6 separate regions of the Mus musculus genome follow, and all the other regions are linked to region 6. Evidence: chromatin loops called from intact Hi-C (ENCODE). Cell type or tissue: gastrocnemius. All regions are shown on one strand.

Evidence for each region. Hi-C counts contacts between places; a loop is a spot of excess contacts. Peaks named below come from ENCODE experiments on the same cell type or tissue, not always from the same donor. Only the 100,000 strongest peaks of a DNase experiment are listed, where the experiment ranks them.
Region 1: it touches region 6 in a loop (10-fold over the local background); 39 of 42 quality-filtered maps call a loop at or near these places.
Region 2: it touches region 6 in a loop (2.8-fold over the local background); 11 of 42 quality-filtered maps call a loop at or near these places.
Region 3: a loop joins it to region 6, with 2.3 times the contacts of the local background. A loop is called at or near these places in 17 of 42 quality-filtered maps.
Region 4: it touches region 6 in a loop (3-fold over the local background); 12 of 42 quality-filtered maps call a loop at or near these places.
Region 5: a loop joins it to region 6, with 11 times the contacts of the local background. A loop is called at or near these places in 38 of 42 quality-filtered maps.

What each region holds. Positions count from the first base shown.
Region 1 is chr5:64,380,642-64,385,641 of GRCm38, forward strand. Gm43837 (a long non-coding RNA gene) reads left to right here. Exons shown (of 3, transcript XR_003955925.1): 2 at 2,886-3,003. Among named protein-coding and RNA genes, the nearest start is that of Gm43837, 5.2 kb to the left of the region's middle. In gastrocnemius, a CTCF peak has its summit at 1,990 (motif pointing right); DNase peaks (open chromatin) are centred at 326, 522, 1,084, 1,422 and 1 more place; H3K27ac peaks cover 2,930 bases.
Region 2 is chr5:64,577,622-64,582,621 of GRCm38, forward strand. No RefSeq gene overlaps it. Among named protein-coding and RNA genes, the nearest start is that of Gm3716, 31 kb to the right of the region's middle. In gastrocnemius, a CTCF peak has its summit at 4,027 (motif pointing right); DNase peaks (open chromatin) are centred at 2,364 and 4,007; H3K4me3 peaks cover 790 bases; H3K27ac peaks cover 4,271 bases.
Region 3 is chr5:64,863,763-64,868,762 of GRCm38, forward strand. No RefSeq gene overlaps it. Among named protein-coding and RNA genes, the nearest start is that of Gm31889, 13 kb to the right of the region's middle. In gastrocnemius, a CTCF peak has its summit at 3,071 (motif pointing left); a DNase peak (open chromatin) is centred at 3,067; H3K27ac peaks cover 1,924 bases.
Region 4 is chr5:64,697,188-64,702,187 of GRCm38, forward strand. Gm26761 (a long non-coding RNA gene) reads right to left here and starts at 2,221. Exons shown (of 4, transcript XR_868446.2): 1 at 1,242-2,221. In gastrocnemius, no CTCF peak of the experiment used is centred here; DNase peaks (open chromatin) are centred at 2,394, 4,184 and 4,796; H3K4me3 peaks cover 931 bases; H3K27ac peaks cover 1,350 bases.
Region 5 is chr5:64,502,664-64,507,663 of GRCm38, forward strand. Gm52815 (a long non-coding RNA gene) reads left to right here. Exons shown (of 3, transcript XR_003955927.1): 3 at 768-3,117. Among named protein-coding and RNA genes, the nearest start is that of Gm52815, 9.5 kb to the left of the region's middle. In gastrocnemius, no CTCF peak of the experiment used is centred here; DNase peaks (open chromatin) are centred at 1,071, 1,351, 2,764, 3,687 and 1 more place; H3K4me3 peaks cover 1,496 bases; H3K27ac peaks cover 3,408 bases.
Region 6 is chr5:64,811,560-64,816,559 of GRCm38, forward strand. The region is part of intron 1 of Klf3 (Kruppel-like factor 3 (basic)); the gene reads left to right. Among named protein-coding and RNA genes, the nearest start is that of Gm31684, 2.8 kb to the right of the region's middle. In gastrocnemius, a CTCF peak has its summit at 2,122 (motif pointing left); DNase peaks (open chromatin) are centred at 169, 748, 1,060, 2,103 and 1 more place; H3K4me3 peaks cover 3,969 bases; H3K27ac peaks cover 4,358 bases.

The DNA.
Region 1 (5,000 bases), 430 kb before region 6:
ACAACCACAGCCCTATGGGGCTCAGCCCTGTGTTTCCCCTGCAGCCTTGAACTCATGGTGGGAGCAAACCAGCTGGGTTAGCCTCCTGCCTCAAGCTTGCTTTCCTCTGAAGTGTGTGGGAGAAGCAAAGGTTGGAGCTGTCACCCCGAGATCTTATCGATTTCTTATGAATTTTGTTCTAGCAAAAGGAAACAGAGTAAAGCTAGCGGGTCCGACTCACGAAATCCAGCTCTCTATATCCTGATGCGGAAGTGAGTTGGGTCAACCAATTTCCTGTTTGGGTCTTTGACAATAAAGCTGTGGGGTTCCCAGGCGACAGCTGGCTTCAGCCAATGGCCACTCTCTCCTGTGAATTCCCCTATTGGCTCTCTCTCTCTCTCTCTCTCTCTCTCTCTCTCTCTCTCTCTCTCTCTCTCTCTCTCTCTCTCTCTCCTCTCTCGCTTGCTCTGAGCATGGGTGGAGGCAAATGAGGAATTACAAAAAGCAGCAAAACCCATGGCTTGCCTGGAGCCATTTACTGCTAAGTGGGCACTGCGCATGCTCAGAAAGTGGTCTGGATGTCAGTTACTTCTCCAGAGGCCAAGCTGGGCTGAGCCCCACCCACATACTGTGACTGTCAGAGAGACTCACACCTCCAAGAAATGTTAAGAATGGTGGTGAAATCTGTCTTTCAATCGACCCTACCAAGGCTCATATATTGCCGAAAGAGCCAAGGAATGTTTTTAGGGAAAAATATTATAAGTGATTGTTTCCTCAATCAAAATTTAATTACTCGTTCATTGAGACATTTCAATATCTGTGCTAAGTGCTACGGATTCCAAAATGAGTAACAGTTAGTAGCCTGCTCTCCCAAGTCTTCCCCCATATTGTGAGGAAGATAGATAAATAGGAATGCAATTTGGGCGGGGGGGGGGGGGGGGGATGTTTGCTACCAGGAGTGTTTGTGAAATGCTCAGGGCTTCCAGGAAACAGTGAGGCTGGCACAGAAATGATCTTGCAGGAGAATGCAAGGCCCTCGGTGGATGAGCGGGTATTCCAGAGGGGAGGCTGCAGCTTTCCAAGAACTGCACTTGAGAACCGTGACAGGGCTGAGATGACTGGAAGCAGCAGCAAGCCAGGGACAAAGAAGGAAGTGGCTCACGCTGCTGAGAATCTGTTTATCTGGGAGAGGCACTCCCCTAACCAACCTGCGTCCAAAAACAATGCACACTGGCAAATGCCTGGGTCTCTGTCAGGGCGACCATGCTGTTTCTACAGCTATAGCCACTGCTATCTTCCGTTTGCTTGATAAAGCCTGAAGATTTTTGTAAAGACTACTCCTTACAAAGTCATGGCTTTCCTGGAGACTAGTCAGGGCATGATAAACCATCACCGCGGAAAATATACATACTTGCTTCATAAAATCTCAACATTTCCCAGACAACCCCGCCGCTAGCTGTTCATCCAGTCCAGGTTGGCAGCCCCCTGTTTGGCCTTAGCCTGATGGGGAACAGGGATGACTTTATCCGGCAAGCACAAGATGGGGAGGAGAGGTGTTAATATGAGCACAAAAAAATAAAAAAAGAAAAAAAAAAGAAAAGAAAAAAGAAAAAGAAAAAAGGGGTGCCTCCAAAAAGTCTGTAAATAAGCGAAGCCCTATTTTGAAAACATCAAAGTGAATACCAAAAGATTCTGACAAGCAACATTTTAAATTGTTACAGAAAGATAAGACTACAACCCTATACTACCATGGTTCTGCATTCTATCTTCCTGATCCCAGGCCTGGGCTTTGAACCCAAGGAACACACTCAAACTCTCAGACCTGTATTTGAGCAATCCCTGGTAATTTCCGTGAAATCTGGACCTGTACATTGCTGAGTGAGTTCTTGGAGCTGTCCAGGAACGTGTCCAGGAAGTAAGGGCTTCACACCGCTTTCCTGAAACCCATCCTGCTGGCCTGCCCTCTCTGCCTGGAGGAATTAGTGTTGGCAGTGACCCAGATATTCCAGCAGGTGGCACTCTTGCTCCAACCAGGTGTTTCAGAAACGTGGCCACTTAGCCAAACTAGAGAAATGGAAATATGGGCTATTATATTGTGTCCTGAGCAGATATGACGTGATCTGAGAAAGGCTGGAGAATATTCTGGAGAATGTAGAGCCATGAAGGACCTGACTCGTGACCACAGGCTGTGTTGTGTCCTCAGCGGGGGAGAAAAATGAGATTCTTAAACCCTGTTTGCTTCCCTGACAAGTGTAAACACAGGTGACAGGGGAGAGGAATATTGCATTAACAGTGGCATCTAGCCTGATGGTAACAGGCACCAGAGTCAGAAAGACCTGGAATATTGGGTCTTTTGCCTGCTGGCTGTATTCTCAGATGATTGACTGGGTTAGTTGCCACGCCTGAGTTTCTGGTCTTTTGCTAGAGATTTTTGTAGCTAGACCCTGGAGAGTCTTAAATAGATGCCCATATCGCCATATGTGTTGTAACCGGTACATAGTAAACGGTCAATGAAAGAGGTGTTACTGTGGAATTTTAGGCAAAAGCCCTTGAAGCTGACCTGGGTGGCTATCCTCCCAGACTGTGGTATTAGTTAAGGAGGTGACCTCAGAGTGACCTGGAAAAATATCTTGATAATGAACCATGGCTTCAGGAGTCTCAGGGCAGAAGAATTTCCCACCTGGATAGAATTTCACAGGTGTGATTTTTGAACCAGGAAATCAGGCTGCGTTCCTGGGCTCCCCAGCAGAGCACGGTCTCACCCCCAGGAACTTGGAAACATCTGACCACCAGGTGACTGATCCTACTTAAGCTACACATTGTTGTGGGAAGTATCCAATGACAGGGATCTGTAGCAGGGCCTTCCCATTAACCAGTTTGTGTCCTCTTTTCTGAAACCCTCCTAGATGGGTCCCTGTGACCTCTTCTTCAACAGCAGCGGCCGGAAGAACAACAGCTGCTGTTCATAAACATTGCTTTACACCTCCTGTCAACCATTGGAATTTGTCGCTGCTTTGTTTTGAGGTATGCTATACTTACATTGTATAGTGTTCAAGCTTTGCCAGCAACTCATTGTGTAGCCAGGATGACTTGGGAGTGTTAGAATTACAGGCACAAGCCACCAGGCCTGGCTCTGAGAAGTACCTTAATAAGTACCGTATCTATACTGCCTCATTTATCCTTTGAAACCACCTGGAGAGGGGAATGAACCCATTTTACAGATAAGTAAACTCAGGTGCCAGGAAACATTACCAGGGTTCCTTCAGCCAAGAATCAGTATAAACTTAATTTTGACTTCCAAATCAATTAGTTAATCGTCTGCTGATAGTGTCTTAGTCAGGGTTTCTATTCCTGCACAAACATCATGTCCAAGAAGCAAGTTGGGGAGGAAAGTGTTTATTCGGCTTACACTTCCACATTGCTGTTCATCACCAAGGAAGTCAGGACTGGAACTCAAGCAGGTCAGGAAGCAGGAGCTGATGCAGAAGCCATGGAGGGATGTCCCTTACTGACTTGCTTCCCCTGGCTTGCTCAGCCTGCTCTCTTATAGAACCAAGACTACCAGCCCAGAGATGGTCTCACCCACAAGGGGCCCTTCCCCCTTGATCACTAATTGAGAAAATGCCCCACAGCTGGATCTCATGGAGGCATTTCCTCAACTGAAGCTCCTTTCTCTGTGATAACTCCAGCTGTGTCAAGTTGACACAAAATTAGCCAGTACAGATAGGATGTGCCAATGGAAAACACCATGGACAACTGAAGTTTCTTAGAGATTGCGAGGGTCTTGGGAAATCTGAATCGATGCCCTTTTGGTGAAAATATGGACAGATCCCACTTAAGTTGAGCATAGCACATACATATGACTTTGTAAGTGCTGTGGGTGAGGTCCATGAAGCCATGACAGAGATTGGAATCTATACTCTTGCACCCCACAAGCCTCTGGGATTCCCTGGAGAGGAGGTCTGTGCTAGATTCGGCACTAAGTTCCTTTGTGGGAGCTGGGGTGGGGCTGGGAAAAGCTGGTTGGTCGGAATGGTCTCCCTTTTCAACGGGAGACTGTGGAGCAAAGGGATCAGTTTGATGTTAAAGGCGATTTTCCAGTTCCAGGGAAATCAGACCCACATTTGGAAGGGATTTGGAGCACTCTCCCTGCCTGAAGTCAGCCGGAGAACCCTGAATGAGTTTCCACTATGCATGTTTGGGGATCCTCTCAGTTCCTACCAGTTCGCTTCAGCCTAAAACACTTCCTCCATTTCCAGAGGGTCTTCTGTTTTAGAAGGAATCAGTTTTAATTACTCAATTAGGGAACAAGCCCTACTCTTGGTCTAAAGCCATTTTGTCAGATTAGCTCAATGAAAATTAGTTTTATAGTTACTTAGTAACCTTAAACTTTTTTAGTAGATATTCTGTTACAAATCAGTTTCAAACAGTGCACCAAGGCTCAGGGTGGAGGTCAGAGGGCAGCCCAAGTGAGTTGGTTCCTTCTTTGTTCCCTGCGGATTTACAGAACCCAGCCTGTTAGACCTGGTGACCGGTGTCTTCACCTCCTCAGCCATCTTGTCAGTCCTAGCTCACCCACAGTGTCACTGAGGTTTACCAATTCAGTCAGAAGGATGAGAATTCACTTAGTACAGACAGATTTTTTTTATTATTTAAATGGAAATAAACCAAAGTAAAGTAATAAAAAATAAAATAAAAAATCACCACAGTTGCTTGGGGACACTGAAGCATTGAAAGATGTTTTCTATTTTTTTTTTTTTTTTGGTTTGGTTTTTTCGAGACAGGGTTTCTCTGTGTAGCCCTGGCTGTCCTGGAACTCAGAAATCCGCCTGCCTCTGCCTCCCAAGTGCTGGGATTAAAGGCGTGCGCCACCACCGCCCGGCAATGTTTTCTAATCTTAAATGGCCTGTTCATTGCTCATCTCGTTACTGTAAGAACATCTACAGTTTAGGGAAGGAAGGGTTTATTTCCGCTCTCAGTTTGAAGGTGTGGACCATCACGGTGGGGAGGTGTGGTGGGAG
Region 2 (5,000 bases), 230 kb before region 6:
CAGTACAAGCTTCGGTTCCACAGTGTGAGGACTTATCTCCCAGCAGTGACTGGAGGTTAGGGTGTCTGGAGAACTCTTTTAATCCAGGATTGACCCCAAGGTGACCTTTCCCTTCCTTCCCACTATCTCTTAACTCATGAGTCTGGATTCTGGAGATTGGACTGGCTGACTGAGTGAGTGAGTTAACGAATGAATGAATGAATGAATGAATGAATGAATGAAGATGATAGCTCCATCTCTCACAAATCTAAATGCACAATAGACCCTCAGTGGAGGTTTTTTCAAAATTAAAAACAATAGTTACTTACCAGCTCTGTCAGCAGATTGATCCAGGAAAGAGGTCTGAGAGTTGACTTGAATTAGGTGTGAAGGTTGGTTGGAATTCAATTACCCATGACCCTCCGGTCTTTTCTGCCAGGCCATGATTTATAGAGGCTGGCTAACGAAGGTTGGGACCCATAACACTGCAATCAGCCTTTCTTTGGAAGATGAAGGTCCAGGAATTATCTAAGGGGCAGTCTCAGGCCTGATGACATTTCTTAGGTTGGAAATATCTTTGTGACTTGGCCCAAGAGCAGCCAGGCTCAGACTTGGACACAAATAGCAAGCACAATCAAGCTGCAGGAGTCCTCGCTCCTATTTTTCTTCACAATCACTCTGACCTAGTAGCCCTGCCTGACACACATAAATGATCTATGGGCTGTGGGTGGTTAGGGTCCTTGCTCATGGATATCTGGGGGCATCTACTCACTGAAAAGGCCAATGGAAAACCAGAAAATTGTATCAGTTAAAGTAGGCAAGGGATTCAACTCATCACCACCGTTTCCTTTTTTCTCCAATTTAGATTTTCCTTCTCAGTCTCACCTTAAGGTCTATCTGATCTTGTTACAGCCAGGCTTAATGGCCGTAGGAGTCTAAGACCCAGCTACATATTTTTCCCCATCACGTAACAACATTCTTGAGAGGCGGAGGAGGCTGAGGAGATGGTTGCACACATACATTCCTTGCTATGCAGCATTAGGATTGAGTTTACCGTTCCAGTATCCATGCAAAAGCGAGGTATGGCCGCACACATTTGGAATCCAAGCTCTGTTGAAGCAGAGACACCCAGAGATGGGGGTATCCTAGGGCTCGCTAGCCAGACAGCCTAGCTGGGTCAGGGAGCCCCAGGATCAGTGTGAGACCTTGTTTCAAAAAATAAGGTAGAGGGCAACTAAGGAAAGCCCCTGACATCAACCTTTGGCCTCCACACACTCCAGAATGAGTACACACACACACACACACACACACACACACAATTTTTTTTTTTGTTATTGTAGTTAATATCCCAGAAGGCGTCTTGAAACCATGGTGATAGTAACAGTTGCACAACTGTAATCCCTGCACTTGGGAGGCTGAGACAAGAGGATGCCAAGTTCAAAGCCAGCTGCTTCCATAGGGGGAATCTGTCTGATAACAAAACAACAACACACACACCACTACCACCACACACACACATACAGAGTTACTGGCTCATTTGATTGCTGTTACTGTTGCTGTTTGCACGCAGCATCTCTCCTGTGAGTGAGTGAGGTGAATCTGGACCCTGACCTGGCCACCCTTACTTTCAGAGCTCTGAGCAGGTCTGTAGCAGATCCCAATTTGCAAGGCTGGTGAAGGAACAGAGGGTAAGAAGTGATTCCTGCGTCTGCCCTTTGCCCCCTCCGAGGTCACATTGCTTAATGAATCTAGCTGAAAAAAAAAAAAAAACAGTTGAGTGTTGGGAGAGTCGCAGCATCCATGTGTCTTCATAAAGTACCTGTCTCTATACAACAGGCCACTTTCTTCTAATAAAAAGCTCATAAGACAGGCAACTGGACGTGTGGATCTCCAAGCTTACAGAATGAACTCGAACTTGAAAGAGATCCAGCCCATAACGACATTTATTATTTTTAGAGCATTACCTAGTCATTTTGATTAATTCTCTTAGAGTACTTTTCCCTCAAGCTCCCTAGGGGGAGGAGGGTGTGTTGGGGGGAGGGGGGAGGTCTAACGAGACTGTAAAAATACAAATTTAACCTCGGTGAGGAGTTGACATGTTTAGAACTGTAACATGGCAAATCATTGTGAAATCTTCTAATGGGTGCCCGTCCCCTGCCAAACAAGCCCAGCACCCAAAGCACACAAAGAAATCATTGAAAGACACTGGACCGTGTCCAAAAGGCCAGGGCTAATGTTTCACCTAATCTCCCTCCTGGTCTCTCCTGCCTACTGCCGGCCCCACCCACAGGATCCGCACTGGAGAGCTCCCCGCAGCTGCTCCGGGGCATTTACACCCTCTCACCCCACAGCAGCAGGAGGAAAACCATTATGAAGCCAGCAATATAAAAGGGGAAAGATGCGTGGAGGGGGGAGGTGGGAGCTGATGGAGGCAGCGCCTGTTTTCTGGCAGGGTTGCTATGCTTGGGGTGGGGCCAGGAAGAAGGCCCAAATGGGGCCAGAGGTGACCCTGGTTCACGTTTCCTAGGACACTGCAACTTAGGGTAGAAGTGCCTAGGAGCTGGTAACAACAGGGCTTGTTTTTTGTTTTGTTAAGTTCAATTTGTTTCCAACTCTTCTTATCTTGGCTCTGTCTTGGGCATCACAGACTCCAGAGCTTTGCAGGCACAGGGTGGGGTAGGGTGGGGCTGAGTCATTCTTTCTTTCTTTTCTCTTAAAGGGATAGGACTAGGGACGCCTCTTTGAATGCCTGTGGTTTGCTCAGATGTGATGGCAGTCCTTAGTAAAATACTCCGACCAGGCAAGAGTTCTTTTTTCTCTTTGAGGGAGGCTTTCACAGAGATGGCCACCAACAAATTCTAAGGGCAGAAAGGATGTTTGCTGGGAGGACTTTGGACCTGTAAGATAACCCTGATGTTAATCATTATTTCAGCTGGCCAGAGCTGGCCTTGAACTTCTGGACTTGCTAAGTTGAATATGAAGAAATAAATCCAGTCCGGTTGGTTGTAGTGGATGTTTTTAATTCCAGCACTCAGAGGCCGAGGCAGGCTGATCTCTGCAAATTCCAGGACAGCCAGAGCTACACAAAGAAACCCTGTCTTGAAAAGCCAAAAATAAAAAAAAAAATAAAATAAAATAAAATAAAGAAATAGATCCCTTTTAAAAATGAGCATTGATGTAAATGTGAACCTCAGGATTTGTCAAAATTTGTCTGGGAAAAGTATTATGCTTAATATAGGGGCTGTCCAGGTTTGGGAGTCACAGGCCCAGCTGGAATCTCAGCTCCATCATTTCCAGGCCTGTGGCTGTGGCCCATATCTACAGCCTCAGTTCCCCATCTCTAGTAAGGGCAGTGATAGCCTCTGGCTCCCCAAGAGTTCCTTCAGCTGCTCCGGCATCTCAACAGATGTGTATGGCTTGTGCACCCTCCTCCAATCCACAGAGGACATGTGCGCTTCAGCCAGCAAGGAACAAAGGAAAAAAAGTTCAGCCCCTTCCTTGCAGCTTTGTATGGATCGAGAAGTAGCTTCAAACACACAGGACCCAGACACCCTAAGGCTCTTTCTCTTGTTTACTTATTTTTTTATTTTATTTTTCCATTCCATAGCCCTCACTGTGTGATAAGCGCCTTCTGAGCGCTTGACAGAGGTTGACTCCGCCCACCTTTCACCAGTTGCCTATGAAATGCACAGTCTGGGGATTCTTGTTTTGCAGGGGAGGAAACAAACACAGCTTATGGTCCAGGGACATGGCACAAGGGTCTCACCAGTCAAGACTTGAACCCAGGCAACCTAAGCCCTTGTCTTTGTGGGGATTGTGGGCAACTGTTTATTTGGTGAGGGCAACCAAAGGTCTCTCTGTATGAGATACCCAGGCTAGCTCTGCACAGCCTAGAAAATATTATTACTGAAGTTGTCAAAGTCTTCACTGATAAACATTCATAGCCAGAACCTCGGACCAGAAGGACCAGATGAGGTCAGCGGAACAGAGAAGCTGGTTCCCAGCCCTGTGGCTCGCTGCCCATCGCTCCACTCCCACCAGGAGGCGGCTGCAGCCTCTTCTCTGGTCTCCCCCTCAGCCTTTTGGCTCAGTTGACTGTGAATTTGCTGATGGTTGCAGCCTGAGTAGGTGGAGGGTGGCGGGAAGGAGAAAACATCGAAGGAGTCAAGGATAAAGGAAACAACTGGTTTTTAAATTCCAGTGGTTATAAAATCAGTAGCTGGCCATGGCAGACATTGCAAAAGTGGCAGATTTCGATCCTGTTTCCCAGACTCTGTCTCCCCATCCACTTTCCAGCTAGGTATGGTCAGTCACAGGACCCAAATCAGGCCTTTTGTCCTTTCCCTCCACCCCACCCCACCTCCTAGCAGTCCTTCTTGTCCACTTCTTTCTTTGAATGTATGTGCAGTACTTGGTCATGCAGGGGTTAAAGACATATATAATAATAGGGGTGTAGGGATAAAAACGAAAATATGGCTAAGATCAAATGCAATGTGATAACAGGGGTGCAGGGATTCGATACAGATGTGATGACTGGGGTGCAGGGATTCGATACAGATGTGATGACTGGGGTGTAGGGATTCGATACAGATGTGATAACGGGTGCAGAAGCTGCCACATGTAAACCATGAAGGAAGAGCCAGGAAGCTCTCAGGCATCAGCTCTACAGTGCTGAGCTGTTGTGCCACGTGAGTTCAGAGTTTTGCTGTTTTCAGCTTAGGATGATCCTGTCATCAATACTCATAGAAAAGTCACGAGAAACAGGAAAAACAAGACGGGGGGGGGGGCGGGGGGGATATCACCTGTGATCCTATTACCCAGATGTTATTTCAAAATATATTTTTTCCATTTCCCCTCTTCTAATGTTTTTCAAAAATACAGAACAGAAGGTCCATTGGCAACTGACCCTTTTTTAGTGTGCTGTGGTCACTTTTCTGTATCAGTCACATCCATTACCCAGGTTTCTAAGAATTCTTTAACTCCAAGTATTAATAATAATCATTCAGTCATGTTTGTACATT
Region 3 (5,000 bases), 52 kb after region 6:
GTGAGTGTATACCATGTGAGTTCTTTTGTGATTGGGTTACCTCACTCAGGATGATGCCCTCCAGATCCATCCATTTGGCTAGGAATTTCATAAATTCATTGTTTTTAATAGCTGAGTAATACTCCATTGTGTAAATGTAGCACATTTTCTATATCCATTCCTCTGTTGAGGGGCATCTGGGTTCTTTCCAGCTTCTGGCTATTATAAATAAGGCTGCTATAAACATAGTGGAGCATGTGTTCTTATTACCAGTTGGAACATCATCTGGATATATGGCCGGTGGTCTTTACAATAAAACTATGGAGTGGATTTCTGTCTCTCCCTTGGATCTTATTCCGGGTGGATATCTCATCCAGTGAGTTAGTTAGAGGATAGAGAGTGGCTTCCTGGCTCCCAGGTCAGACTCATCTCTCCCCAAAACCCTACCAGAGCTTCTACAGTCTCCAAAATAACATTCTCATGGATGGTTGAAGGTCTCTGGTCACTTGATCCTAGATGGATCCAGGCTCAGTCCAAAGCTTGGATGGAAGAAATGCTACATGTCACATTAGAATCTCCAGCCATTTCACCAAGGTCCCAAAATGAATAGGGGGGGGGGGAGGCGGGGGAGGGGGGGCTGGCTCAGTGGTAAAGAGCACTGACTGCTCTTTCCAGAGGTCCTGAGTTCAATTCCCAGCAACCACATGGTGGCTCACAACCGTCTGTAATGGGATCTGATGCCCTCTTCTGGTTCTGTCTGAAGACAGCAACAGTGTACCCATATAAATAAAATAAATAAATCTTTAAAAAAAAATAGTTAATGTGGGCACCAAGACTCTCACGAAGCCCCCTGGGGCTTACTTTTTAACATGACAGGAAAGCTATGGAGGGCCATGCTGAGTGAAGTACCTTCTTGGTCTGTTACCCTATTATTGTGTTTGGCAAGTGAGGGAGTCAGGGCATTAGTTACTCTACCGCAGAGCCAGGCCTCAGCAGACACCACCAGCCACTTCCCCACAGTCAGTCAGACCTGGGCCACTGGGTCCCCTGCCTTGTTGCTTGGCAGCTTTCTTCAAGGCCTGGCCTGGGCAGCCACACCCAACATTCTCACCACACCCTGTAATTCTCGCCACCCAGAAGTTCTTGCCACACCCTGCCTGCTCCCGGAAGGTAAACAAGGCCTCCAAAGAAGGGCTGCATTGTGTGCTTGCCCTCTTGGCCTTGGCTCTGGAGGCCCCAAATGGGCCTTTGACTTACAAACTCTGGCAGATCTATAAACAGTGACTAGAACAGAGGCCCTCCTGAACTTCAGCTGACCTCCAAGCTGGTCGGTTCTGAGGGACAAGTGCCTAGGCACCTGACTCCAGTGAGCAGAATTTCTACACCACCCAGAAGTGGGGGGAGTTTGCATTTGGGAAAGATAGAGGGAGGGGTGTCATGCTCCCTGGGGAAGACTGAAGTTTGGTCGTGTCACCCAGAGTAGAAGAAATTGCTGGGACATCAGTGAAGACCTCGGCAATGAGAGATGACAAAGTTCCTTTCCATGGAGCCCTGATTTGCACAGATGCAGCCGCTGAGGCATACAGAGTGCTTGCCCTGCGTCCCCCACTAAGCCTCAGATCCTTACCTTATTTGTGGATCATGCTGAGGGCGAAGCTCACTGTTTTCATTTCGCTAGTGAGGAAGCTGTGGTCCAGAGCCAGTAAGCAGGCTGCTCAGGGGCTGCTGATGAGCCCACAAGAGGAAGAACTAAGTTCTGAACCTAGCCCCTGGCTGGAGGCTGCCACCAGGGCAGCCTGTGAGTTAACACTGAGTCCACTTTCTTATGTCACAGGATGCACAGAAAAGGAGTCACTTTGGGGGTGTCTTTGTCTATTTTGACTGCTGCAATAAAATGTCGCAAACTTAGACCCTTTACAAACAACAGAAATATGTTGTTGAGAGTTTGGGAATTTGGAAGTTCAAGACCGAGGCACTAACAGATCTGGTATCTGCCCACCTGTGGTCATGGGGATGGTTCATGCTGTGATTGTTCCAGCAAGAAGAGGCGGGACACCACGGCCCCACCCGTTCAGGACCTCAGTACCTTATATCACCTTGTGACTTTCGTACATGGGCTTCATAGGATACAAGTACACTATAGCAGACAGACTGCTGAGGATCCCCCAAAATTATCAGGTCTCCTCAGAGTAGCTGGGTCATGTGCAGAAGGTTGGCGGGACTTTCTTACAACCAGAAAAAAAACTTGGCCCATTTGCCCTAAAAGCTCTCGAGTGGCGCACGGCTTTAATCCTAGTCCTTGGGAGGCAGAGGCAGTCTGATTTCTGAGTTCAGGTCAGCTTAGTACAGAGGTCCAGGACCACAAAGACTAACCCTGTCTTGAACACCGAAAAAGAGGGAGCTAGAGAGATGACTCACTGGTTAAGAGCACTGGCTGTTCTTCCGGAGGACTCTGGTTCAATTCCTGACACCCATGTGGTAGCTTATAGCTGCAACTCCAGCTTTAGGAGATCTGGCACTCTTACACAGATGTACATGCAGGCAAAACACCAGTGAACATAAAATAAAAACAGATCACACTCATTGTTAACTGTGTGTACCGAAAGGGTAAAGAAATGCAGAGATTCCCCTCACAGAGACTCTATGCAAGGGGGAGTTCTGTATCTGACCTCCAGTGTGGCCTTCCAGGATTGTCCCTCTGAGGTAATTTCCTGCAAAGGATGTGACAAATACCCCTAGAAAGAAAACTCCCTAACACACAGGTGTGGAAGGCTGAATGCCCCAAACCCTACTAAACACAGGGCTTTGCTCCATACCGTCAAGCGTTTGCAAGTCAATGGGGAGCAGGCTTTCCTAGTGTAGTGTCTGGGAATAAGCCTCATTTGTTAGGCTCTTGGTTAAATGCCCCCTTTTCAAGTCCTCCAAGAAATATTCTGAAACATCAACTTACTTGTTCCCATGGATCTTTCCTTCAGTTAGTACGCTAGAAATATTTCAAGACTAATGGACAAAGGAAGGTTTAGGATCCGGGTTTTTTTTTTTTTCCAAGTGGGAACCCACATAATTTAAGTCATGGGTGCCCTCTGCTGGAGACCCAGGAAAAAACAAGGACTCTAGCAAGAGCTGGGCTTTAAGGTCCTCCCTCCTCTTCTCCATGGCTCCTCTTCCTGTCCTTGGTTATGGTAGTGAAGCTTAGTGAGGAAAAAGCTGGGACATTGTGAGCCAGGCTGGGACATCAAATCCTGGCTCCTTGTGACTTTGGGTTATTGAATCTGTCTTTTACCATCCTTATTTGAAAGACTGGGATGGAAGTTAGAGCCTATCTCTCAGAACACCTGCAAGATGTAAATGAAAGACTGTCCCGGACACTAGAGGAAGGGCTGCATCAATACTAAGTGGAGTACTCCACCCAGAGAGAGGAGTGTGCTACCCATGCATGCTCTGGTGGTTGCTTTTATGAATGGCATCATCACATTTTTTTTTTTTTTGACTAATGACATCTAAAAGAAATCTTTCTTCCCCTGTCTGAACCCCCAAGGGTCACTCTCATGGCCACGAGGAATTCTAACGATTTAGGAGTCATCAATAGGGAGGCGCCGCTGAGAGGGCTCCAGCAGAGATAACAGAGCACACAAGTAATATCGTCCATCAACCAACGTCCAGTGACTCAGCTGTGAAGCACTCCTGCTTTGGCTCGGATCACGGAGCCTTACCATCATTTGAAAGGGATGAAGGAAGTCACTCACGCTCTTGCTAGCAAAGAAAAACAGATCAGGGTTCAGGTCTTCCCCAGATAGCAGAGCAGGCTTTAGACAGGCTGGTGACACTGTGTCCAAACAGTGCAGCAGGCAGGTAAGCCTAGAAGGTAGATTTTGCCATGGCGATGGTGTGGCAGGAACAGCTTTTGAGCATTTTGCGTGGAAAAATTTCACGCAGACATACAACTTGTGCCAGGCCTTTTCTAAGCCTGCAATGAGCCATCTCTGACATTCCTTAAGCCGGAACTCTCCCCACATGCCCACCAGAGCACTAGCTAGCCTCTCCACTTACACTCGCTGGGTGAGAGAGTGGGGAGAAGCCTTTTGTTTCTGTTTCTGTCTGCCCAGATCTTAGCTCAGTGCCTGACACAATGGGCATGTGATAAGTATTGACTGTATGGAGGGATGGATGGACAGACAGACAGATGGGCTTGAATGAAGGGATAGATGAACAGATGGGCGGATGAAGGAAAGAAGGGAAGAACTGTGAGTCTGCCTCTTAGTTGCTTTGCTGCTACTGTGAGACAAGAGAAATTGAGAGAATAGGGGCTTATTTCTGCTCACTGTTGAAGGGTTCCATTGAAGTCAAGAAAGAAGCTCACATCACATACATAGATCAGGAAAGCAGAGGGACCAAACAGGCTGCTGCTCCAGTCCATGTATGCAGTTCAAAATCCCCTACCTGGGAATTGTCTTGTCTGCAGTTAGAAGATGGGCCTTCTTAATCAACCAATCAATTGATTATTACATTAATCAAGATAAGCCTTCCTAGGCACGCCCAGGGTCTCCTGTCCCAGGTGATTCCAGATGCTGTCAGCAGGACAATGAACACTCACCATCACAGCCAGGGACTGGGATGCTCTCCCTAATTGAAGAGAGAGAGAGAGAGAGAGAGAGAGAGAGAGAGAGAGAGAGAGAGAGAGAGCGCAATTAGCATCCTGGAGTGGCCCAAGAACATGGGCTAGTGTTCTGAGTCAAGAAGGAGGAGGCTTTGGCAGTACTGCTGAAGGAGACTCATGGCTGACAAAAATCTCAGAGGTCAGTCAGGTGGAAAATCACTGTGGAAGCCACCCAGAGTTGATTTTTAAAAGTCTAACTTCATTGCTGTGGATTGAATATGGCTGCCCCCAGGACTCAGTGAGTTAAAGGCTTTATCTTCAACTTGTGGGATTATTGGGAAGGGATAGAGACTTTAAGAAGTAGGACCTAGTGGGAGTTTTCAGGTCACTGGGAGTTTGCCCATCTTTTCCCTTGTCTACCTTA
Region 4 (5,000 bases), 110 kb before region 6:
TAACAACAACAACAACAAAACTTTATTCTCCATCAGATCCAGGAAAGACCTGAGAGCCAAACCCAGAGGTGACTTGCAAAGAACATGGAGGAGCTGTGGGGCCGCTTGGAGACCATGAGAACCCAGCTGTTGTGGTTTGGATACGAACTGTTCCTTTAGGCTCATGATTTTGAACACTTGGTCCCCAAATGGAGGAGTGATTTTTGGAAAGTTGTGGAATCTTTAGGAGATAGAACCTCACTGGAGGAAATGTGTCCAATAGAAGAGGGCCTCGAGGTTTGATAGTCCAGCCTCACTTCCTGTCAGCTGTCTGTTTTTATACCTTGGCTTGGACCAGCCACCCCAGGCCATTCTTACACGATGAACTGGACCTTTAAACTACAGGCCCAAATCAACCCTTCTTTTCTGAAGTTGCTTTGGGCGGGCATTTTTGTTACAACCAGAGAAGTAATTAACCCACTAACCTGGTGACCCAGCTGGCAGGTTTTTCCCTCTTTCCTCTGTGCTAAGATGCAGACCAGCAAGGCTGTGTCTCAGGTCAGAAGAGGGGTACGCCATGGCTGTGAGATACGGGAAGGTACCTTCAGGGAACTGAGACTCTAAGAGGGAAGGAAGCTCTAAGCCTTGAGATTGTTGGGCTAGCTTTCCCAGCTAGCTTCAGGACTCGGTCTCACCCACATATGCTGGGCATGAAGACCATCATCTGTCAGCAGCCAGAACAGACCCTCCATCCTCCATGTAGGAAAACGGCAGGCACACACAAATTAAAGAATGTTAGGAAGCAACCAACTCCCCGTCCTGCTTCAACAACAGTCAACATCTTGTCTGGCTTGTTTTATGTTCAGCATCAATATATTGTACTTTCAGGCTTAGTTTGACTCTGGCTCTGAAACAAAAAGGGTTTAAAAAAGAAAATTTGCCACACATACTTCTAAATGATAACAATGAAGCTCTAATATCATAATGGCCCATTATAGTTAGACTGTATCTTCCACAAGTGGTAACAGTAGTTTCGCCCTACTTCTGCACACAAAGCTTGCACATTCCATCAAGAAATGATTCTTTTTGAATCAGGGTGGGCCTCAGTCACTCACTGTAATCACATAGTGTGTGTGTGTGTGTGTGTGTGTGTGTGTGTGTGTGTGTGTGTGTGTGATCAGATCATGCTCTAGCATTGGGGTATGGGGGAAGCATGCCAAAATTCCTGTTACAAAAGGATTTTGAAAATTCTCCACACATACCCACTGTCGTATTCAGTAACTCTCAATTGAGACACGATGATTTCAAAAGTGTTGTTCCAGGTAAATCTCGTTTGCAGACAAACTTGGCAACTGCTCTGCTCTGAAGCAGTCAGGTGAGACTAGGGACCATGTTGCCCTTTTCTCTAGTTCAGTGCTTGTTACAAAGCCAAGTGCTTCCTGGTCCCTTTTATAGTCCCTGGCCCCCTCCTTCCTCCTTCCTTGTGCATGAGCCCCTCCCTAGATGGGCCTGCTGTTCACCTTCCTCCCCACTGCTTTGATGGAACAAGATCCTCTTTCAACATTGTGTCCTGAGACCAAAGTGCTATTGACCACTCCCTCGATGCAACGTCCATCTCCAACATGATTTGGCCCTGAACTTCTGCACTCTGGCCCAGCCAATTCTTGTGCTGACTACCTGGCCCATGACTGTTCCTGGCCTCACCATGGCCTCAAGATATGGGCTTTGCCAGGAGGCCCTGATATACTTACCTGAACTCTCACAGAGAGCTACACTAGGTCCTGTGGAGGCAGAGTTGAGCCGAGCCTGATGTTCTAGCTGGAGACAGAAATGAAAGGACAAAGGTGGACAGCTGTGTGACTGACGAGGGTGAACACACAGTTTCTCTAAGGACTACCTATGCATTTTTTGCCAATCTTCTTAGCAAAGTTCAGATTTAAGCCCTATCCCTCTGGGTGGAACCGTAGCAGGATATGACTTAGAAATTCACAATGTAAATAATCTCTAACAGTTTTACACAAACAAACACACACACACACACACAGTCATTGGATGGAAGAGATCAAGCTCTCCATTCCATCATCTTCTGTCTGCCCTAATAGACCACCATCAGCAACCCCAGCTCCAGGCCTGTGTGAGATACCCCAGTGATTAGAAGAAATGTGCACATGATACTTCTTTGTGCTTTGAGAACTTATCAAGCTGGATAAATGGCATACTGACTGGTTTTGTGTGTCAACTTGACACTACCTAGTCATCAGAGAGAAAGGAACTTCAGTTGAGGAAAGGCCTCCATGAGATCCAGCTATAAGGCAATTTCTCAATTAGTGATCAGTGGGAGAGGATCCAGTCCATTGGGGGTTGTACCATCCCTGAGCACGTGGTCCTGGATTCTGTAAGAAAGCAGGTGGAGCAAGCCATGGGAAGCAAGCCAGAAAGCAGCATCTCTCCATGGCTTGAATTCCTGTCCTGACTTCCTTCAGTGATGAACAGCAAATGTGGTAGTGTAACCCAAATAAGCCCTTCCCTCCCCAACTTGCTATTTGGTCATGGTGGGTTTTTGTTGCAATAGAAACCCTAAGACAAATGGTTACCTTTAATATTCTATTACTACAGTGGGATGCTGGTCTTTAACAAAGTTAAATATCCTTTTACTTCCCAAGGTGTCCTTTGCTGCTCTTTGATTTTTGTTTTGTTTTAGACTTAGGATCTCATATAGCGCTGGCTGGTCTCAAACCTACTATACAACCACGGATAATCTTGAACTTCTAATCCTCCTGTCTCCACCTTCTAAGTGATGGAGTGTCAGGCTCATCCCACCACGCCTGGTTTACTCAGCACAGCCAATCAAACCCAGAGCTGTGTTCGTGCTGGTTAAGTATTCTATCAACTGAGCTGCATGACAAACCCAGCTGAAAAGTTCAGCTATACCCTTTGAAAAGTTCATACCTACGTGCCTCTCTCAGGCTCTCAAGCCACTTCTGAGCAGAAACTCTGAGCAGCTTCGAGGGCAGAGCTGGCCAGCAGGTCTTTTCTGGACACACCTGAACTTTCATGCAGGGAGAGGAATGTGACACACCCACTTTCCGAAGCAGCTCCAGGTGGCAGCGCAAACCACACACTTTTACAAGGAAATGTGTGAGTGTCACACGGAGAGTTAGCCAGTCACCTCCACTTGACAGGGGGTTTAAAATAAACCTTTTCAAGATTAGATAGATGGCCCTGGGACTTCAAACATAAACTACTTAGAACTGTCCATACAGGAATAATGGCAGCTGGTGCCCCATCTTAGACACTCACAATCCGGCATTGAGGTGGATCTAACAGAATTGCATTCATGAGAGTTGGCACACTTTTTTGGTAGGGGGAGTGTGTACTGGACCACATTAACACTTGAAATATAGTGCGCATGCAGTCATAAGAATATTCAAATAATAGCTTACAGTGTACAGAGAGCATTTTCATATTGAGCACCCCTCAAACAAGTCTACAAAACAATTTCCTCCTATTCCTTTAGATAACTAATCTGAGGATCAGAAAGATTAAGTGACTGACCCAAAGACACACAGCCAATAAATCACATTGTTGTATATCTTCTGTGGAGAGAATCAAAATTCATATCAAATGATACTAAATGGCAAAAGGAATGTAGATGTTCAAGTAACAGGAAGAGTCTGTTGGTGGGGCGGGATTCAGGCACAGGTTGACCAGAAAGCCGTCTCTGTTCTACATTGTTTGTCTCCCATTGGCCTTTATTTTTATGCCAGCTTTTAATTTTTAGTGTTTTTATCTTGTTTTGTTTTGTGGGGTTTCATTGTTGTTGTTGTTGTTTGTCTGCTTGTTTGATTTTTAATTAGAAGCAATAAGCGAGGCTAGGGAAGTAGCTCAGTTGGTAACAGTTTACCTGGCATGCATGAAGCCCTGGGTTAAACCCTCAGCACCATGTAAATGAGGTGCGGTGATGACGTGTAATCCCAGCGCTCTGAGACAAAAGTGAGAGGATCAGAAGCCAAGGTCCCCTTTAGGTATCCACTTGAGACCTTGTCTCAAAAACAAACAGGAAAGGTGGCCACTGAAAGTTAATTTCTGAAGGGGCATTACCTCTTCGCTTTCATTTTACCGAGGGTCAGGGGGATGGCACACACTGAGTGGCACGGACCTACATGTCCACATGTGAGCCCATGACCAGGGCCAATCAAGGCCACAACCCAGAAGCTGAAGGCAGGACCAGTCCCATGTAAACACAGCTGCTCTGCCGTGAGGGACGGGGTAGAACGGAGCCTGTAGCCATCCACAGCATCCACTACGAGCCGTGGACTGGCACTTGTGTCTTAGGACCCAAAACCTTTCTCCTGCTCTTCTTTCCTTTATCTAGCATATGGTTCGCCTTTACTTCGGGAGCTGATGACCTCAAGGAAAGTATCTGTATTTGAATATGCATGCCTCGAAACAGAACTCCTTCCGGCTGCTGGATATCCAGTGTTCTGCCAGGCTCTGTGAAATCCTGTTTCTTCCATTTCTTCTCAACTCCTGTTCCCCTGAATTCTTTGGCCGCCTTCGCCTTTGTTTTAAGTACATTTTTGTTTCTTTGTGTGAGAGCCCAACCAGGAAGACAGAAGCCGCTCTGAATATTTAAAACAGAGGAAATTTAATGCAGGGAGATGAAAAGAAACCCAGAAGGCAAACAAGAGGGGATGAAGCAATCCTGAGACTAGCCACAGCAGGAAGTCGCTGCCACTCCTAGGAGGGAGGGACAAAGAGGGGAAGCCATGGGACGAGAGCCCAGGGGCTGGCATCGCTCACAGGAAGCTGGAATCGTGTGGGCTGGTGAGAGCTCATAGAAGAGCCACAGAAGCTGCCAAGGATCCCACCCCTGCACAAAGGAAGAGGGGAAATGCCCGTTCCCTTCCTGCTGCTCTCCAGGTCCTGGGCTTCACACTGGCTAGACCCACCCGGAAACCAGCTGACAAGTCTGAAGGCTGCTGGAGCCTGCAAGGACAGGTCCTCAGTCTAGAGACCTG
Region 5 (5,000 bases), 310 kb before region 6:
GTGAATTCCAGGACAGCAGCGCTATGAAATGAGACTTTGTCCCAAAAACAATAAGCAAAAAGTAAAGGCTAGAGTCTATTGGTCCATTTTGTGCTGCTCTAACAGAATCCTCACAGACTGGGTAATTTTCCCCCCCAAGACTGGGCTTCTCTGTAAAGCCCTGGCTGTCTAAGAACTCACCCTATAGACCAGGCTGGCCTCAAACTCAGAGATCTTCCTACCTCCCTAGCTACGGAGTGCTGGAATTAAAGGCATGAACCACCACTGTCCTCTTCAGACTGTGCAGCTTTTAAGAAGAGAGATTTTTTTTTCACTGTCTAGAGGCCAGGGACTCCTTGATAAAGGTATTTCATCAAGGGCTGCTTTTCATTCTGGGTCATTCTATGGCAAAAGGCAGAAGAGCTAGAGATTGCATGGGAACAGCCATGTGAACAAGAGGCCAGTCGTGTTTTTCTACTAAGTCTAGCACTCCTGCCCTAGTAACCCACTCCTGCAGTGCAGCACTCTCTTGTCCTAATGATCTAGTATCAAGCCCAATGCCCCCAACTAATGAATGGAGGGAAAGCTCTCAGCACATGAAATTGGGGGGGGGGGAGGGGGAGGCACACTCAAACCACAATAGTATCCTCACTTCCATGCAAGATGTTTCTATAAATTTTTGAACAATGTTTCAAGAATGTAGCTTTGTTTATAAGTAATTTTTGAACAATGTTTCAAGAATGTAGCTTTGTTCATAAGTGGTGCTTTTGTGTTTTCTTTTTACAAAGGTGAAGTTAAAATGAAGCACTTAGGGTAGATCCTAGTCCAGGGCCTTGGGAATCCAGACAAACACAAAAGGGTGAAGACACAGAAATCAGACAAGTAAGTACAAGGCAAGGAGAAAGTTCTGGAACAGATCATCACTCTCAAGCCTCAGACGTGCACAGACTCTCAGCTTTCCAGCATCTATCACCCCCAAAATGGGAAACTTCTGCCCTTGGCTGCACTTTGTTGCAACAGACCTGGCAGAAGTCCAAACAAGACAAAAAGCTGATTCTGCAGCCTACCCCTGCCTGCCAGCTGATCGGCCTTGTTCAAGCTGGAGAACCTCTGGAGAGTCCAGCTCTGTATGGGGTTCTTTCTTCCGAGCAAACCCTTAAGCTGTGGGAGGGCTGGATCTGTGTGATCTGACCTGTACCTGTCCCGGGCTTCCTTGCAGCTCCCCTGAGACAGCTTTTCCCTGTGAAGCTAGCCAGCAACTCCCATCAGTAGCAGGCAAGAATCCCAGGACTCACTCGACGAACCAGCCTCGTCTGGCTGGATTCTTGAAGAACATATGGAGTCACCCTATTCCCCTATAGCAGCTTCAACTCTCAGGTTCTCTTTCTTGTAGCCCATCTCCTGGGTCCTCGGTGGTCCCTGGGGGTCCCCGGCAAGAGGCAGGTTGTTTAGGCCAGCCAGATACCACTTAAAGAGACCCAATTCAAAACATAACCGTGTGCGACTCAACTTACGGTCAGGCTCTGAATCTACAAGAATTTCATAAACAAGTAACATTTAAAAAAATGGTTATCGATGAAGGAAAAAAAGAACCTGAAGAAATCAGATGATGTGAGGGAGGTTTAGGCAAGACCTTTCAGGTACAGTGTGTTCTAAAATTTGACTTTTGAATTGTAGAAATAAATGACCTATTAAAATAAAATTTTAATTTAAAATGTGCTCTCTACTTAAGAGGGTACCCGAGTGTGTGTGTGTGTGTGTGTGTGTGTGTGTGTGTGTGTTTTTGCATTGGAAACACACCCAGTGTAATTTGTAAAATAAATACATAATAAATAGGTTAAATGTTTATTTTGACTTATGTTTTCAAATGCCAGTTGTTTAATTTACCATGAAGGATTGCTGGCAGACCCATCATCACTGGTACCGAATACGGCATTCAGACCTTGACCTAGGCTGGCCTTCCCAGGAAACCAGCTCTGTGGCCTTGCCCTCTTCACTCTTCCCATCAATACCACAGGCTGACTTCTCCTGTTGACAGGCGCATGGTCAACACACACACACACACACACACACACACACACACACACACACACACACACAGAGGTTTCCATTGCACATGCACAGTGGGAGGTCATTGGCTAAGCGGTTTCAAAACACACAGCCTAAGTCGTGGCAAGATCCAACCTTAAGAATGCGTTTATTTGATTCCATGTCACTGTACCATATACTTGGGCTACTCTAAAGAGAGACATAGGTCCCCTTTCCCCAAGCACTTTACTTGGAGAAGTTCAGGGCCAGAAAGGCTGCTGTCTTCTTCCTCAGTCCTAGGGCAGAAACTTCCATGAAAGCTGGTGAGGTGATGTTCACCCGCATCTTTTTTAGACCCTCCCCTCCTTACCTTAAACCGCTCCCCCACCCCCCACCCCCCAAGAAGGAAAAGACAAAAGAATGCTATAACATTTTCAAGAACTAAGCAAGCACAACAGCCAGCACTGTCCTGATTGGTCCCGTCGCCCCTGTTTTCTTGTGCTATAGAGAATATCTAAGGGTTCGTCTCCTCTAAACAGACGCTTGTAAGGAAAGTTTAACACAATTTATAGAGCTGTAAAGTTCTTGGTATGGCCCTCATTGGAGTGCTTTCTCACATTCCCAGAAGTAGCCAATCTACCACGTGGCAGAGCTGCTAGAGGAAGGGAGGGAGCCAGCGGGGCCCTGAGCTGCCCGCAGGAGCAGCAGCAGCAGCAGGGCAGGGCGGCTCCCAGGAGGGCGCAGGCGTGGCGGCCCCTCCCTGCCGCGAGCCCATGCCCGCCCACTGCCACCGGCGAAAAGGAGGAGAGACCTACATTTAAAAAGGCAGGAACCTACTAGCTCCAGAGCTCCTACAATGCCGAATGAGAATTCCTATTTATGAGGTCAAACGGAGGTCAAGAATTATCCAGTCATCTCTAAAACCCCCTACTTAGGGGGTCAAGCCAGGCTGGCAACCCATGTTAGCTAAATAGAACTTGATCTCCCGAAAGCCTAAAACTGCTTTATTTTTTCTTTCTTCCTTTCTTTCTTTCACTTTTTTACTGTTTTGCCAGAGATACGGGTTGGCTTTTTTTTTTTTTTCTGTTACTTCCGGTTTGTGGCTGAACTTTCTTTGCCTTCCTTCCTTTTGGGGTGTGGGAGGGTTAAGCTGCTTCAAAATAATGTCCACTTAAATATGTTTTTAAAAATGGGAGAGAAAGAGGAGCTGGGATAGAAAGAAGAGGAAAGGAGAGGGAAAGGAGGGGGAGGCAGGAGAGGGAAAGAGGATGTTAGAAGAGACAGCACACAGTAATTTTGTTTATGTTATAACATTTAGCACACTCCTATTCATGGATGTGTTCCACAATTATGCTGTGAGATGCACAATGTCACTGTGTTCAAAGTACAGGTAAAGAAGCCGAGGCTCATCAAATCCTGGAACTGTGACCGACTCTAACCCTGAAGTCCTTGCGTTCATTTAACCCTTTAAGGAAGGGTACGGAGGTGTACATTCATCCTTTATTACAAAGCCTATGTCTGATATGGAAAAAGAAAAGCTTTATTCGGAACCTTTGGAAGAATCTTAAGACTATGATTTCGTCTTTGGTCACTCCTTTGGAATTTTTTGACGCGGGCATTAACATGGGCTAAGGTGGTCCTCGCAGCCCCACCCACGGGCGCACTTCCAGCTTCCGGCAGCAGGGGGAGCATGTGTGCAAGAGGAGGAAAGGTGCACCCGGCAGGAAGTGTCAGTGCATGGTCTGTCCTTAGCAGGTCCAGGCTAAGAATACATTCATTTTTCTCCTTCAACATTTAGAACCAGTGGCTGCAGGCTTCTCTACAGAGATTCATGCTTCCTCGTTTGTAAAGCCGGGAAAACAGTTCTGGGACTTGTAGAAAGAGGTCTCTGCTGCATCCAAGGGAGGAAAAAAAAATCTCATGAAGGAGCCAGGCTTGGCTGCTGGCTTCTGTTGAGAAAGGAGAACTCAGCAAGCAGGACAAAGGGCCACCCTGAGTGCAAGCAGCACAGGACTTCTCCCGTTGACTTCCTGAGACCACCTCAAGGCTTGGAAGCTGCGCTAGTTCTGGCTTCTCCAATGGTACAGGCTTGGGTCTCAGGCACCTGTAGGTGCTACTCACATGGCAGAGCCCGTGAATTATGGCAGAGCCCGTGAATTTCTTGGAGATTCATCAAAGAATTCACCAAGATCCATCAAGATTCTGGTCATTCACCACGTTGTATTACATAGTGAAACCCTATGCAAAAAAACCAAACCAAACAAACAAACAAATGCAAAGAAGTAATGGGGGTAGCCAGATAGAAGTGGACAAACGGCCAGGCAGTGGTAACATGCTCCTTTAATCTCAGCACTCTAAAGGCAGAGGAAGGTTGGATCTCTGTGAGTTCAAGGCCAGTCTGGTCTCCAGTGCAAGTTCCAGGATAGCCAATGCTACATAGAAAAAAAAAAACCTGTCTCAACAAAGAGTAAGAAAGGAGAAAAAGAAAGAGGAGGAGGAGGAAGAGGAGGAGGAAGAAGACAGAAATAAAGAAAAGAGAAGAGAGAAAGAAATGGATAAATGGTGGCCCCGTTAAAGTAGAGAGCAATGATATCTAGCTCTCCATCCTTCAGGCTCTTGCCCTTAAAATACAGTGATACCTGAGTAGCATATAGACACACACATTGTCACAGACGGACCTGGTGTCTTGTTTGATGGTTAATCTGCCTCATCGACTTGACTGGACTTAGAATCCCCTAAGTAGCAATGACACTCATCCCTGGATGTGTCTGCCAGGATACGTCCAAGGAGGATGGGGAGAGAAGACAGCCTGAATGTGGTGGGCTCCATCCCACAGGGCACGGGTTGAATAAAAGGGAGAAAGAGAAATGTAAAATGCCAGCATTGCCCCCCTTCTTGGCTTCCATGATGTAAGATATCCCTCCATGTTTTCCCACCATAATGGATTGAGGCCTCTGAAACCATGGGCCCAAACAAAGCCCTCTCCTTGTAAG
Region 6 (5,000 bases):
ATGCACTGGGAACTACACCACCCTGACAGTTCTTTCTGGTTATTTTTAAGGTTCCAGCCATCCTTGGTTCAGGGTGGAATTTCCAGGAACTGGCTTCAGCTTGGAGCCAGTCGGGTCCCTCCCAGCCTTCCCACTCCCTGCAGGGTGGGGCCCCATGGGTGGAGGCCCAGCAGGGTGGAGTGAGGTGGGTCTCCAGTGATAGGGAGGGCACCTAGTGAGCCAGGCAGATGAGAGGCCCCGTGGCCTCACGCAGCCTTTCTGGATTTGATTATGTAAGGCCTCACCGAGGAGAACCGGGAGGGCTTAGGCGAGGCCTTTGGAGCTGTGTACACAGCAGGACTAAGACATTGTGGGTATTTTTCAATTGATCTTGGGTGGCTTGCCCTTAAAACTGAAACACAGAATTGTCAGCGAGCATAAAGGAGGAAAAACAAATGTGTAACCCAAGTACCAACCAGGTGCCCTTGAACGTCAGAGCCGGCCTGGAGAGTAATATACATTTGGGTCTCCGCAGCCCTACCGGCGCTCTCGGGGGAGGGTTTGGGGGGGGGGGGTTGGAAAGCTGGAGAGAGTCTGCCCCGTCCCTGCCTCTCCACCTGTCCTTATTTACATGTAAAATCAATTGCTTCACTTGGTCTTTCCGAAGTACTGGGTGTGGGCAGAATCTTATCTGAAGCTATGTCCTGTTTGGACAAGTTGGACTCGCCCTGGCAACTCTCCATGGGGTGGAGCCGATGGGTGGAGGCAGAAAAGTAAAATTGGGTGGCTTGTTCACGGAGAGGGGAGGGCGGATCGCCGGCTCCCTGGGTCATTGCATCCCATCTGAAGCCAAGCAATGAACCTCTCCCTTTTACAAAACACGTTAATGCAGAAATAATTGATGAGAGGCACAGATTCGGAAATATCCGGTGGAATTCTGTTCAGGTCAACAGTGGAAGAGTGAGGTGGGTGAGTCCTTGGGTGGTGTGAAAAGTGGGCACCCTTCCAAGGTAGGTGCCAGCCCCGCTAAGCAAGCCTGGCTTAGGGTGCCTGCCCCTCTGCGTTTCTGGTCAGGCCATTGCATGGTACTTCCTGTAGTACCGGTCACAGGGAGCGCTCAGAAAGTTTGCTAAGGAAATGTAAAGAAAGGGTTCTCGACAAAGGAAGTTCAGCTCCAGGGACGGCGCTTGCCCTCCTGGCCAAGATCCACAGCGAGCTCAGATCTTTACCCTGTCAGTTCCTTTGGAGAGTGAGGGTGGGGACTAGCAACATACTTACTTCCTCTTTTGAAAATTCGCTTGGGAGCGTGAAGAAGGTGCTGGCGATTGTTGCTTGTTGGGTTGTCTAAGTAGTCTGTTCTCTGGACACCTGGCTGAGGTTCCCCTTTGAAGGGAGCAGGTAATTGGGGCAAGCCTTAGGGTCAGGCCTGAAGAGAGGAGAGGGAATGTCAGGCAAGTCTTGCTTTGTCCTCAGCAAACAGAACTCTTGGCTCTAGTTAGCCTCCACCTCCATTCATTGCCTCCCTTAGGAAGTAGTTGTACCGGGAGCCTCACAGACTGTAAGAGCTGTATCATTTCTAGAAGTCGCCTAAATGATTCTCCAGGCTTCTAATATATACTTCTACAGTTACATGCTGACAGAAACCTGACCCTTGGTTTGATAATCTGCAGTCAAAAGTAGAAGAGGGGAGGGCTCCCGAAGGCACATCACTTTTCAATGAAAATTCGGTTTGACTAGCCCTTCCCCACAAAATAACCCAGTTGTCCCCATTATGGGAAATTATTTGGGGGAAAACTGGTTTTTCCTATATTGTTGGTTTTTTAAAGCACCTCAGTAACTTCTAAAAAAAAAAAAAAAAAAAAACAAAACAAAACAAGTTTTGCCCCCCCGTGCCGTTTTTTTTTCCCCCTGGCATTGCCTAATTCAGATTGAGAGTGTTTAGCTAAACAGAACTAAGATGTAAAGAAACAACCACATTCGAGGCTTTCTCATTTCTGCAATGCCTACATAAAGTGGTTAGTAAGATTCCTCAGCTTGGTTAAAACCCACAAGGTTTTAAAGACCCCAAGGCTGGCGTACAACGCCAATCTTCTGCCAGCGTCTTAAGGCTCCAAAGCCTGTTTTCGTGCGCCACCTACTGGTTCTCTTTAGAATTGCTGCTAGGGTGGTAAGTAAAAGACTTGCGTCTTTGGTTTCAGAATCCCTTTTGAAAAATGAAGGAGATGTGGTAGTATGCACCTGGCAATCCAACACTTGGAAGGCAGGTAGAGCTCTAGGTCAGCCGAGGCTATATAGTGAGACTCTGTTTTAAAAGAAGAAAAACGAGCTTTAAAAAAAGGATAACGATAACTGCAGAGCACTGTCCCTGGATAACAGCGACTGCAAACCAAGTTTAAAGATCCCAGTTCTTACAGGTCTTAGCTTACGTGTTAGTTACGTGGAAGGCACAGTGGTAGTTCTCTTCTCATTCTATCCTGATTTAAATATTAACTTTAATTCAAGTAGGAGGGATTGAACCCAGGCAGGGCCTTGTGGTGCTAGGCCAGCTATTCTGCCAAGAGTTGTACCCCTCTTCCCTGGTTCCTCACCAGAAACCATAAAGCCCAAAGCAATGGCCAGGGTAGTTGGTACAGAAGAATTGCTGCTGTTGTTTTTGCACAGGCAATCCGATGTGTGTTGGTGTGCTCCGTTTTCTTCCCGACCTTTCTTTGTCTTTCCCTGTTAAACGTTTAACTATAATGAACAACTTAACCATCATCACACAGGCATGCAAAGCTGCTGCTCCCAACTCTTGGTGAGCCTAGGACGGCCTTGAACTTGAGGCATCCTCTTGCATCGGCATCAGCTTTATCCTGAGTGCCGAGATCTAAGCATACACAGCCTCACCTGGCTTCCCCTTGAAGCTCTTACTAACAGTTGGGAGGCTCCGGGCATCATTCATCTTGCTTTACATATTGCTCTGGGGTTTGAAACCAATAAATGTAGTCAGGTGTGAGTAGAGTACGTACTACAAATCCAAAAACTGCACATCTGTGGAGATGAGTAATTGAGAGGGAAGATGATCTCGTAACTTGAGAAAGGAGTGTGGTCTGCGTCCTTCCTGTGAGAAGCATCGCCTCCTCGAGGCTGGGTTAGACCTTCGAGGCCTCAAAGCCTCTGGGCTCCTTCCTTCCACACCTGGGGGTGTGAGAGGCAAGATAAGCATCTTATGGGATAGATCTGAGGTGTTGTTAGGAAGCTGCTAAACTGTCTGACCTTATCAGTGGGAGAAGAACACCTGTTTGCTAGCTTTAAGGTCTCTAAAGATACTGGAGATACACCTTTCTTCTCTAAGGGTGGGGCACAGACAGGTCTTAGAGCCCTACCTGTGTGTGTAGTTGCTCAATTAGGACCAGTTCTTAGATGCCAAAACACAACAGGTTTTCTTTCTTCCTAATAAGATCACCCAGTTTTCGTTTGTTTGTTTGTTTGTTTGTTTGCTGTCATTTTGTCTTTTGCGAGGATACCTAAGAGGGTAATGGCACCATGGAGTTGAGCAGCCTGGTGTCACATTGTATTTGCAGATTATTATACATCCTAGGGTCTAGGACAATTAGTTGTGAAGTCAGGGCCTTGTGTTGGTGGGTAGAATTTACATGTTGCCATGAAAATTAAAAGAGGTTCCAATGACATGCTGAAGGACAAGAGCCACCTGGCACCACATTCGGGCTTATGTATGCGTATGTCTTAACTGCTAGAACACAGGTATGGATAGGCGACGTGGGCACCGCATTCTCCATACTGAGGTAGCAGATGCGAAGAGTCTAGAACCTGGACCTTCTCTTAACGATTTTATTTTTATTTGAAATGACGTGTCCACGTGCAGGTGACTGCAAGTGCCCGTGGAGGCCGGGACAGGTGACTGCAAGTGCGCGTGGAGGCCGGGAGAAGGTGCTGATGGAGCCCATGGGTCCCCTAGGGCTGAGGTTACAGGCAATTGTGAGCCACTCTGATGTAAGAGCAATAACGTATAATTAACCACTGAGCCATCTCTGCAGCCTCTACGGGGCTTTGGTTTTCTGAGACAGGGTCTTGCCTGTGTAGCCCAGGCTAGCCTCACACTTGTGGAAGTTCCACTTTCTCAGGAGAAACTGGCTCATTTAGCCACTGGAACCAGGAGGACCTGTAAAGGCCTTGCCTTGAGTCAAGGGGCTAAGCTTGTACACCAAGTTGGGATAGGAAGGCTCTGCAGTTGCGTGAAGCCTGTAGCAGCCGGCCAGTGGCTCTGTGCAGCAGAATTGCAATTATAGGGCAGAGGAGGAGCTCAAGGTCGGTGTCGCCTTCACTAGAGTGACAGCGGGCTAACGTGGGAACCATATCCAGAAGACAGAGTGTGAGTGTGTGTGTGTGTGTGTGTGTGTGTGTGTGTGTGTGTGTGTGTGCGTGCATGCTTGCCCATTCTCTGTGTGGTAACTGTAGTAGTCAGGCTTACCGGCAGACATGTTTGCCTGCTGAGCTCTCTCATTAGCCCTTGTTTCTAATGAAAGGTGATGTGTTTTGTCTCGTCTTGTTTTGTTTTGAGACTTGGTTTCTCTGTGTAGCTATGGCTGTCCTCAACTTACTTTGTAGCCAAGGCTGGCCTCAAACTCACACAGACCCACCTGCCTCTGCTGGTGTAAAAGGCCATGGGTGCACCATCACACCCAGCCAAAGGTGACAATTTAAACTGATCTTGTCACAGAGCAGCGTGGTTTGCTGCTTTGAGTCAGTCCATCAGTAAAGAATTAAGTGACCGTAAAGGTACTGCACACTGTGTGCGCTGCATACCCACTTAAACACGGCTTGGAGGGTTAAAAGCAGCATTGATGGTGGTTGCTTCTGGGTTTCTTCCTCACTGTCTTCTTCCGACGAGCATGGGGATGGGGCGGACCTTCTGCCGAGCTGCCCAGCCTTGCCATGCGAGGTTTCCTGGCAGAAGAGGCTGTGCATATTGTTCCAGAAATGTCAGGGTTTGTGTAGCTGTATTAGAAATGCCACTTTCA